2 separate regions of the Homo sapiens genome follow, and region 1 is linked to region 2. Evidence: read pairs that join two places in POLR2A ChIA-PET (ENCODE). Cell type or tissue: endothelial cell of umbilical vein. All regions are shown on one strand. Each heading gives the region's core, and the rest is flanking DNA. Links, peaks and the distances in the headings are about the cores only.

The links. Peaks named below come from ENCODE experiments on the same cell type or tissue, not always from the same donor. Only the 100,000 strongest peaks of a DNase experiment are listed, where the experiment ranks them.
Region 1: POLR2A ChIA-PET joins it to region 2 with 7 read pairs; 16 of 35 experiments call an interaction of 5 or more read pairs at or near these places.

What each region holds. Positions count from the first base shown.
Region 1 is chr3:9,390,008-9,395,376 of GRCh38, forward strand. It overlaps THUMPD3-AS1 (THUMPD3 antisense RNA 1), which reads right to left. Exons shown (of 4, transcript NR_132781.1): 2 at 283-490. Among named protein-coding and RNA genes, the nearest start is that of THUMPD3-AS1, 3.9 kb to the right of the region's middle. In endothelial cell of umbilical vein, for the core only: no CTCF peak of the experiment used is centred there; no DNase peak of the experiment used is centred there; H3K27ac peaks cover 356 bases.
Region 2 is chr3:9,450,009-9,455,395 of GRCh38, forward strand. SETD5 (SET domain containing 5) reads left to right here. Exons shown (of 23, transcript NM_001080517.3): 17 at 3,731-3,860. Among named protein-coding and RNA genes, the nearest start is that of SETD5, 55 kb to the left of the region's middle. In endothelial cell of umbilical vein, for the core only: no CTCF peak of the experiment used is centred there; no DNase peak of the experiment used is centred there.

The DNA of each region.
Region 1 (5,369 bases), core at 370-5,369, 60 kb before region 2:
TATAAATATTTTAGAATAAATTTATTAAATTCTAAAGTTGTAGAATTTTTAAATTTGGATATTTTGGGAAAATATTTAAACCACTATTGCAAACAAAACAACAAAATGTACTTATGTTTATACTTAGGCACAAAGAAAACTACAGTATTTTAAAGTAACCATTACACAATATTGAGGTTGCAAAGATTACTGAAGGCATAACCTAAAAAATGAGTTGATTTCTAAAAATGGGAAAAAGGAAAAAAATAATTTCTAAAAACAAGTATGCATACCTAAACCTACCTAATGACACCTTAGAAAATTCAAGTATAGCACCATTCATTAACATCAATGAGGATGTCATCACACATCATGTAGCCTCTGCACACCGTGAGAATAAATGAAAAAGACAGGCATCTTGCTATCATGACAATAGTTTTGACCTCGCAGACCTCTCTGTGCTTACGCAACGGATAAAGCCATAAGAACTGTCCTGCCCTCAAGGAGCAACCTAAAGTAGGAAAAAAAAAACAAAATTACACAATTATTATTTACAATTGTGAGAAGAGCTCTTGACAACATTCAAATGGAGGATACAGTGTAGTAAGGGTGAGGGTATCAAGGCTTCCTTGAGAAGTGATGTTTTGAGGCCATTCTTTCTTCTCAATAACTGGTATTTGGTTCCTGAATCCTTTAACTTCCTTACCATTGTCACTCCTAAGCCAAATCTCATTACGTCATGTCTAGACTACTGTTAAGAGAACCACTTAAGTGGTCTCTGCAGCCCTCAATTTATTGGTGTTATCTATGGGAAAATTGCTCAAACTCTAAGCCTTAGTTTCCTACCCTATAAAATGGGGTTTTATATACAAGGAACATACTAAATACACAGGTATACCTCAGAAACACGGCAGGCTCAATTCCAGAGCACTACAATAAAGCGAATCTCATGAATTTGTTGGTTTCCCAGTGCATAAATTATGGTTACACTATACCATAGTCTATTAAGAAGTGTACAATAGCATTATGTATAATTGATAAATACATCACTGCTAAAAAAATGCTAACAATCTTTTTGCTGGTGGAGGGTCTTACGCCAACGTTAACGATGGCTACTGACTCATCAGGGTGGTGGTGGTTGAAGATTACGATAGCTGTGGCAATTTCTTAAAAGACAATGAAGTTTGCCACACTGACATCCTTTCACAAGACTTCTCTGTAGCATGTGATGCTGTTTGATAGCATGATAGCATTTTACCCACAGTAGAACTTTTTTTTCCTTTTCCTTTTTTTTTTTTTTTAAACGCAAGGTCTCACTCTGTCACCCAGGCTGGAGTGCAGGGGCGCCATCTCGGCTTACTGCAACCTCCTCCTCCCTGGTTCAAGAGATTCTCCTGCCTCAGCTTCCCAAGTAGCTGGGACTACAGGTGTGCACCACACCTGGCTAATTTGGTAGAGGTGGGGTTTCACCATGTTGGCAAGGCTGGTCTTGAACTCCTGACCTCAAATGATCTACCAGTCTCGGCCTCCTAAAGTACTGGGATTGCAGGTGTGAGCCACCACACCCAGCCAGTGGAACTTATTTCAAAATTGAAGTCAACTCTCTCACACCCTGGCACTGCTTTATCAACCAGGTTTCTGTAATTCCTAAATCCTTTATTGGCATTTTAACAATGTTCACAGCAACTTCACCAGTAGATTCCATCTCGAGAAACCACTTTCTTTGCTCATCCCTAAAAAGCAACTCCTCATCCATTCAAATTTGATCATGAGATTGCAGCAATTCAGTCACATCTTCAATGCTTTACTTCCAGTTCTAGTTCTCTTCCTGTTTCCACACCTGCAGTACACAAAAAGCATTCAATAACTATTACTTCATTTCTTCTACCTATGTTTCCATTAGCTTTTGCCTATAGTACGCACTAGAGTATGTTACCATTATTTGTTATAAGTAGTACCTCATTATTACACTATTCGTAAGCAATACCTCAAGGTCTAAGATTAGATTTTAAATCAAGGTCAGTAAAAATAGAAAAGGCTGTGAAGACTGTTGACTGACTTTACCAGAATCCATACACTAGAGGTGAGATTAGTTAGGTGATGAAATAACCATTCTATAAACATGATCTGAAACTCTGTTACTGTTGTCAGCAGGAAAAGCCAATGTTACATATGTTTAAAAAAGAAAAAAAAAACCCAAAACCAGAAAACAAAAGGTGACAAAGTATCAAGACAAAAGGTCACTGATGACTGATCTCTAGGAAAAGCTGGAAAGCAGGATTATTAAATGTAACCACGACTAAGATAAAAATCAGAGACAGAAAAGTCTTTGTCACCAAGAAGATATACTCCATGAGAGAGCAGAAACAATTCATCAGGTTTAACCCTGCTCTAGATAAAATAAAACTATCTGATTCAATACTCACACTTCTCTAATAATCCAATACATTATCCCATCTCAAGAAGAGAGAGTCACAGATAAGAAAAAAAAGGCTTCTTGAGAAGTATGTGCTCTAATATAAACTAATATGCCACTAAGAAAGCAACCTGCAAAGTCCAGTACCAGACTTCTGGATTTGTGACCTAACAAGGTGCTCTACAATTAACCTAACAGTCAAACCAGAGTGTTGTAAAAGAGAATTATGTAATTATGCCAAACCTCCACTCACAAAAAATATATGGAAGTAACCTAAGTTTACATTTTGCAAATCTCACACACACACTAGCCCTGACAAAAGTTTCACCAGCTTTCTCATCCAAGTACAAGCGTGTAATATACTTAATAAATTTGTCTTATAAGGGTAAGAAATAGTATGTAACTACTTGAAAAGGAGATAGGTAGCTGGTTAATTTAAACAAAAAGCCCAAGGAAGTAAGGTGCAGGAAAAGGATAACTGCAATGATTAGTACAGGAAACCCAAAGAAGAACTGAATGGTGGGATAGATGTACTCAGAGACCATGAGGCATCAGTTTCCTCTATGAATAGAATATTAGGAGATGTAGGTTAAATGGGACCCTGAAGTCTCTCCCAAAAAGCCTTGTTTATATGTTTTCTGAGCTTAACTATTACTTGAGAATCAATTTCACGTATAAACCAACAAAACTAACATTTATTGAGCTTCCAGCTCTGTGCTTAGGCACTGAAAAATCACTTTCCTTAAGGATTGCAATTAAGCAGGAGAAACACAAATAAGGTGAACTTCTCTTGTTCGAAAGAATATATTTCAACATTCCTTTTAAAAGGAAAACCTGACCTGCAAGTTTCCAAAAATATTAATTACTATTCCTCTTTGCCTCTCAAAATTCCCATTCTGTTATTTTTTAGGAGGAGGAAAAAACAGTTCATTTGAGGAAAAATTGAGGGTCACATACTATACAATTGAGAAGAGTTTCTCTGAAACTGTAATCATTTTTGGCAGGTAAATAGGCATATCCGAGTCAGCAAATGAACTTGAAGATACTGAGTTATACTGCCTGCCCTGTGGGGTTCCACCTTCCCCAAAAGAATTCAGAATTTTTGGGTGATCTGAGAATCTACATTAAGACAACTGTCTCCACACACAGGAGGCCTGAAGATCGCTGACATAAGGGTCTTTTTAAAAAGTATATTTAATGGCCTAGGGCGGTGGCTCACACCTGTAATCCCAGGACTTTGGGAAGCTTAGGGCAGGAAGATCACTTGAGCCCAGGAGTTCTAACCTGTGCAGCACAGCAAAAACCCATCTCTACAAAAAAAAAAACACAAAAAAATTAGCTGGGCATGGAAGCGTGTGCCTGTAGTTCCAGCTACTCAGGAGGCTGAGGCAGGAGGATCACTTGAGCCCAGGAAGTCAAGGCTGCGTGAGCCATGATCATGCCATTGCAATCCAGTATGTGACACTAAGACTCCGTCTCAAAAAAAAAAAAAAGATAATTAAAATGTGTAAGATACTGTATTAGCAATATAAAAAGCATTTGGTGTTAAAATGTTGGTATTATAATTCCTCAGGATAAAACTTACTTTGTGATTGTTTTCTATAACTCAAGATATGATGCTTAGAGCTCCTCCAATCAAGTGTTTCCAGGAAGTGAAAACTTGTAGGACAGAAATTTAGGCTGGGTTCATTTGTATCACACAGACCTATTCTTCATTCAAGTTCTGATATATTTAACTATGTAGCTCCTGTAACAGTTTAATGGAATCTCACCTCCCTAAAATTCATTATGCATTTTTTTTTGAAATCCAAACTCATTAACGCTTGCTTTCACTGTTGTCCAAGGCAGGCACATCTTTAAAAATGGTTTGTTGGACTTAGCTTTCAGCTAAATATATAATAAATAAAACAAAACAAGCAGTTAAATGAAATGTAATGGGCCAGAGAGCTTCAGCTTTTATTTCCTTACTGCTCAGTAAAAAGAGAAAACCATCAATGTCCACGTATTCTGTAATCCACAGAACAAGTCCGGGGCTACAGCTATACTGTCCACAGTTGCAATTCAAATTAGATAAAAAATAAAAATTCAGTTCTTTAGTCATACCAGCCACTTTTCCAATGCTCAAGATTAATAAAATGTCAAACCATAAAGACATTTACATGTCGCTCACTCCATTTACTTAAAGTTGGCTAGACATCAGAGTATACTAGGAGCTCAGGAGTACAAGACACTATTCCTTCAAAAAGCTCAGAATAGTTAAGGTAATTTAAATCAGCAATGACAACAACCCCAGAATTACTATGACCCACGCAGTACAAACTGCTCAGGAGTCAGAAGAAAACTGCTTTTTTAAAAGGGCAGTTTGGGTCATAGAACAACAGACCATGGAAGGCATGACCAAAGGGGAGATGACATTTGAATCTGCAGGATTAAAAGCAGCAAGGGTAGCATTCCAAAAAGAACCACCCCACAAAGATATATGACGTCTCTATGATTTGGGTAACTGCAATTCATTCCATGTGACTTCAGGAGAGAGGTCATATTTGTGTGTGTAGTATGTGGAAAATAGTGAAAAATGAAAAAGCTGTTAAATTGAGGAAAGTCTATCCAGGGACCTTATGCATCACATTCACGAGAACAGAATTCATCCTGTAAACCAGGGGTGTCCAATCTTTCGGCTTCCCTGGGCCACACTGCAAGAACTGTCTTGGGCCACATATAAAGGACAGCTGATGAGCAAAAAAAAAAAACAGACAACAACAACAAAAAAAACACCCCGCAAAAAAAACTCCTAAAACTTTAAGAAAGTTTACGAATTTGTGTTGGGTCGCATTCAAAGCTGTCCTGGGTCCCATGCGGCCCGCGGGTTAGACAACTTGCTGTAAACAGTACAAGCCAGTAATGGAGTTTCACCTGTCATTTTCATGCTCTATCTTCCTTTAGGACAATCATCCTAACAAGATGTAAGATGGAT
Region 2 (5,387 bases), core at 136-5,135:
TAGGCTCTTGAATTGAAATTCCTTCTTGATAATTCTAATGCTGGGTTGCAGTCTTTCTGTTTCCATCTTTTCCAACTAGCAGAGACTTAACGAAAACCAAAAACGTGTCTAGGACTGTAACTTCAGATCTGGTAGAAAATGCATTTCTTTAAGCTTTTTTAACTTGGTTCTGCTTTTATACTTGTATCTATAGCACATCCTTAAATTTCTACGGGCAACAGATAGAAATTCCATTTAACACAAGTCCCTGTTATATTCTCCAAGTGTATCTGACTATCCTTAATCTCATTTATACAGGCTCTACTCAAGCACTTTTATCTATGTGTCATGGTTAGTCTTTAGGAAGAGTTTAGGCTGCATACACAGGATTATCATAACAAGACTATTTAAATAGGATCTTTAAAAACTGTTTAAGTCATTGCTTTATTGTGTGCTGTTCACATATCAAGATTCTATTTTTTAAAATACAGCTTTTTATGAGGCAAAATAAAATGAAATGGAATGTTTTAGCTAGAATAGAATTTGGCTTTATAGCAGTGAAGAAGAGTTCTTCTTCTAATATTGGTCTTCTTCTAATATCTCCTAATATTGGTTAGAAAGGACTTACCTAATGCAGAACCTAAGAACATTTTCATTATTCAACAAAATTGTAATAAAATTCTGAAAATCCCTCAGAGTATAAGTTAATCAGATAGATAAGAAAACCCTCCATGGGATTATTTAGAACAATGTATATTTCTAATAGGCTCACTGTTTCATATCTCACTAAAGAGGTAAGGGCCTGGCCTTGTAAGTTAAAAACTTACCAGTATAGGACAAATTAAAGTTGTATCTGTATAGTTGTACTCAGATTCTTATGCTATTTATTTTTATTTTTATCATTATTATTCTGCAACTTCTGAAAAGAAGAGGAGTTCAGGTATTTGACAGAACATTTTATGATATCCCTAGAGTTTCTAAATTGAATCATAGTTTTTAAGAAGCATTTTGCATTTTTTAGTTCCTCAGTTGGTATTTTAAAAACATTTATAAGTGGCCAACAAGGCTCTCAGTAGTGTTTCACCTTGTTCTCTCTAAACTCCTCTTCTAAACACAATGTGTATAGGGCATTTGGTCTCCAGACTTCTTAGAAAAACCAGTCTGACTGATAATGAAACAGTGTGCTTTGCATTGATAATTAATATTTCATTTTATACACTGGAGCATTATCTGTAAATCTCCAAACATAGCATTGAAATTTAGTTGAACCGGGACTCGGTGAAAATCTGCTCAGTGTTCAGTACTGTACTATAAGCTTTCTTCACATACATTATCTCACTTACCATGCATGAAATTGGGATCATTGTCCTAAATTTATATATCCAGAAGCTTTGTCTCAGAAATGTTTGGTAACTTGTCCAAAGTGAAGCAGCTAATAAGTGACACAGCCAGATTTCTTCTGGTGGGGGATAGTAGGGGTTCACAGGGTCTCACTGTTGTCCAGGCTGGAGTGCAGTGGCATCATCACAGGCTCACTGCAGCCTTGACCTCCTGGGCTCAAATGGTCCTCCTACCTCAACCTCTCGTGTAGCTGGGACCACAGGCACACCACCACGCCTGGCTAATATTCATATTTTTTGTAGCGACAGGGTTTTGCTGTGTTTCCTAGGCTGATCTCAAACTCCTGAGTGCAAGGAGTCTGCCCACCTTGGCCTCACATTCTGCTGGGATTACAGATACGAGCTACTGAGCCCAGCCTCACAGCCAAGTGTCAAGCCAGGGCTTCTGGACTCCAAAACCTGTATTGCTTCCTTGCTCTTTCGCCATAATAGCGAGACCTTTAAAATATTTATCCATCTTTGAGCCTCCCAGAAAACTCCTTTGCAATATATTTTAATAGAGGTTCAGAGAAGGGAGAAATGTTCTTTTGATTTTAACAACTTGCTGAGTAGGTGCATCTAAAATTAACTTATTATCCATGAGGTTAATTGTATCTTGTTAGATACAAACAAATGTCCATGTTCCTTTTTTATATGAGTCCTGAAATATTGTAAAATTATACAACAGAACCTGGAGGAGTAGGTTTGATTGTATTTGCTGTGTTTCACCTCATAGCTAACCATGGTAGCATCTTTCTTCTAGAATACTCCTGTTCTGATTTTATGTTCCCTTTTTGTAGTCATCAGATCCAGAATGTAAATTATTTTACAAGTACATCTACTAGACCCTGGAAATATTAAAAAATTACTCAGATAGGAAAGCTTAGTGACCCCAAATGAGTGTTTTCTGCTTTGAAAAGAAAAACTTAAAGGTGGCCATAACAAAAGATTTTTCACTCCTGAGCCTAATTTTTCCATTTATAAAATGAGTGCTTTGGACAAGATGACTTCTAAGTTCTCTTCTAAGCTTTAAGGCTATATGTATGGTTCTGACAATTCATCTTTACATCATTATTCTGTATCTAAGATAGTTCATTCTTCGGATTTTTTATTTTGTTTTTGTGTTTGCTTTTCAGAGACCTGGTTGTATCCTAAAATGTTTACGTGATTCAAATTACCATTGAGAGCTCTTTTTTATATCCTTGTTCACTCTTCCTTCCAAGTGTTTACAGGTTTACAGTTTCAGTTTTGCTTTCATTTGGCCAGCCACAATGACATTTGTATGATGTAAGATTTTTTTTTTTTTTTTTTTTTTTTTGGTAAAATTTTTGTGGATTGTTTCCTAGGTTTCTAAGAGGGAAAATCTATGAGAATTGCTCTCTGGTGAAGAGAGTATTTACTTACCTGTAATACATGTTCTCTAAAGGTATAAATTATAATAATTCACCTTTGCTCTTCCTATTGGGGGAGGGTCTTACTCAGAAATTGATGTTTATCAAAATTCGATCTGTCTTATGTCAGGGCAGGAGAGCCACAGAGTGGTGAGCAACCTACAACTGTATATCTTAAGAGAACACAATTACAGGTAAGAAATTTTCTGTCTTCCACAGGATACATAATCTTATTATCCTAATCTTTGCAGGTTTACTATCTGGCCTAAATTTATTTCTTGTCAGTTTATTATTCTAATCTTTACTACCAAAAACTTGTGACTGATAGGTCTTCTTTTTGACTTTTTCCCTTTTTTTTGATTTCTACTGAAGCTCATTTCGTGATTTGCATTACTCATGCATAATTTAACCAAACTACTTGTTGGAGGGGGGAGTCCCATAGGTTATTTCATTTGAAATAAACCTTTTGGAAACGCTTTTGGTACCTGTAGTGAAGAGCTATTAATCCTCATCCAAAATCTTCCAATGAATCTTTTTTATTACCTCTTCACACGTCTCTAGCACGGGGCAGACAACTTTTAAGAGATCTTTATCTTCCTTCTAGGCGCTTATTTTATATATTAGTTTTATTCTATACGATCACAGTCTCTCCTAAATAAATGTTAAGATTTCTTCCTCAGTCTTGCCATTTTACACCATCCCAAATGGTATGAAAAGTTGAATAGCAGTCATTTTTTATTGGTTTTTGTCTTTTGATGGGATCTCATTATATGTAATCCAGATTTCCTCAAGTTTTTCAGTTAAAAGGAATTGATAGGACAATGTTCCAATATGCTGAGACACAAGACAATAAAATGCTTGACTGTGTAACTGAATTAGTGTGTTGAATTGTATCACTCACCAGTTGATGTACATTTAAAACAGGTGCACTAAATAGTTTTAGATAATTATTGATAATTCTCTGGTTCTTTTCAATTATAGCGCTGGATAAAACAAGCCTTAGAAGAAGGGATGACTCAAACATCATCTGTACCCCAAGAGACTAGAACTCAGCACCTATACCAAAGCAATGAGAATAGTAGCTCTTCTAGTATCTGCAAAGACAATGCAGGTACGTATCTAAAACCTTTCTGATTATATGACCAATGATTGTTTCAGGTCTGCATAAAAAATTTAAGTATGAGTATTTCTGATACAAAAAGAAATGGCGTGTTTTCTAAATAGTTACTTTACATCTGTCTTTACAGAGGAAGAGAGAGATCTCAAGTCAGGGATCAGTTTTCCCAGGACGACAAAGAAGGACTAGACAGTGTACAGATAACAGCAGAAATGGTTATAAAAAAGGTTAGATACATTTAAAGTAGTAAGTTTAGGAAATTTATATTCATATTTATAAGATGGGGCAAGGGCAAGAAAGTGGTGGAACACTAATATTCAGGAAAGAATTAAAATTCTGAGTGATTAAGTTGGGTGGGACATGGTTGAGGGAGCAGGGGATGAATGAAATAAGTGAAAAATTATTATCAATTGATTGTTTTCAAAGGGGCTTGTATAATTAGCATACAATTTTTAAAAGAACAGCCGGGCGCTGTGGCTCGCACCTGTAATCCCAGCACTTTGGGAAGCCAAGGTGGGTGGATCACCTGAGGTCAGGAGTTCGAGACCAACGTGGCCAACATGGTGAAACCCTGTCTCTACCAAAAATGCAAAAATTAGCTGGGTGTGGTGGCAGGTGCCTGTAATCCCTCCCTAAACAGGAGGCTGAGGCAGTGGAGAATCACTTGAACCCGGGAGGTGGAGGTTACAGTGAGCCAAGATCACGCCACTGCACTCCAGCCTGGGCGACAAGAATGAAACTCCGTCTCAAAAAAAAAAAAAAAAAAAAAAAAAAAACAAATTTTTTAAGACAGCTTTAAATCTAAAGTCTTTGTGCATTTTTAAACTAGATGTCAATGAAAAATCATCTGTTCCATTGGTTTTGACAGTGACTTGCAAAGGATGTAATTGAAAGCACTTGTGATATCTTAATGTATTTTGTGACAATCTTTTTACCAGTTTCTCCTGCAAATATCAGCTTAATTGAAAAGTTCTTTGTGATTTTCATAACTTTTCTCTAAATCAGTTTTTTAAATATTAGACAATCAAAATACCAAAGTAAATTAGATGCTAAAGCAACCTTTCAGGTTGCAACAAACAGAATATTTCACATTTTCATAAAAAACCCACTTCATTGTTCCTGTTTACCAACTTGCTGAATAAATGTAATGAACTTGAATTTAATTAGATAAATTTTTAGTAGCAGATATTGCAACTAAAATCAGAACTTTTCTTAAAGTTCTTACTTCATTTGGATTTTACTTCTTTTTAGATTTTATTTCAGAAAACGTGAATTGCCTTTTTTTCTTTTTTTCTTTTTTTTTTTTTTTTTTTTTTGAAATGGAGAATCAAGCGATTCTCCCTGCCTCAGCCTCCCGAGTAACTGGGATTACAGGCGCCCGCCACCTCACCCGGCAAATTTTTATATTTTGAGTAGAGACGGGGTTTCACCATGTTGGCCAGGCTAGTCTCGAACTCCTGACCTCAGGAGATCCGCCCACCTCGGCTTCCCAAAGTGCTGGGATTACAGGCATGAGCCACC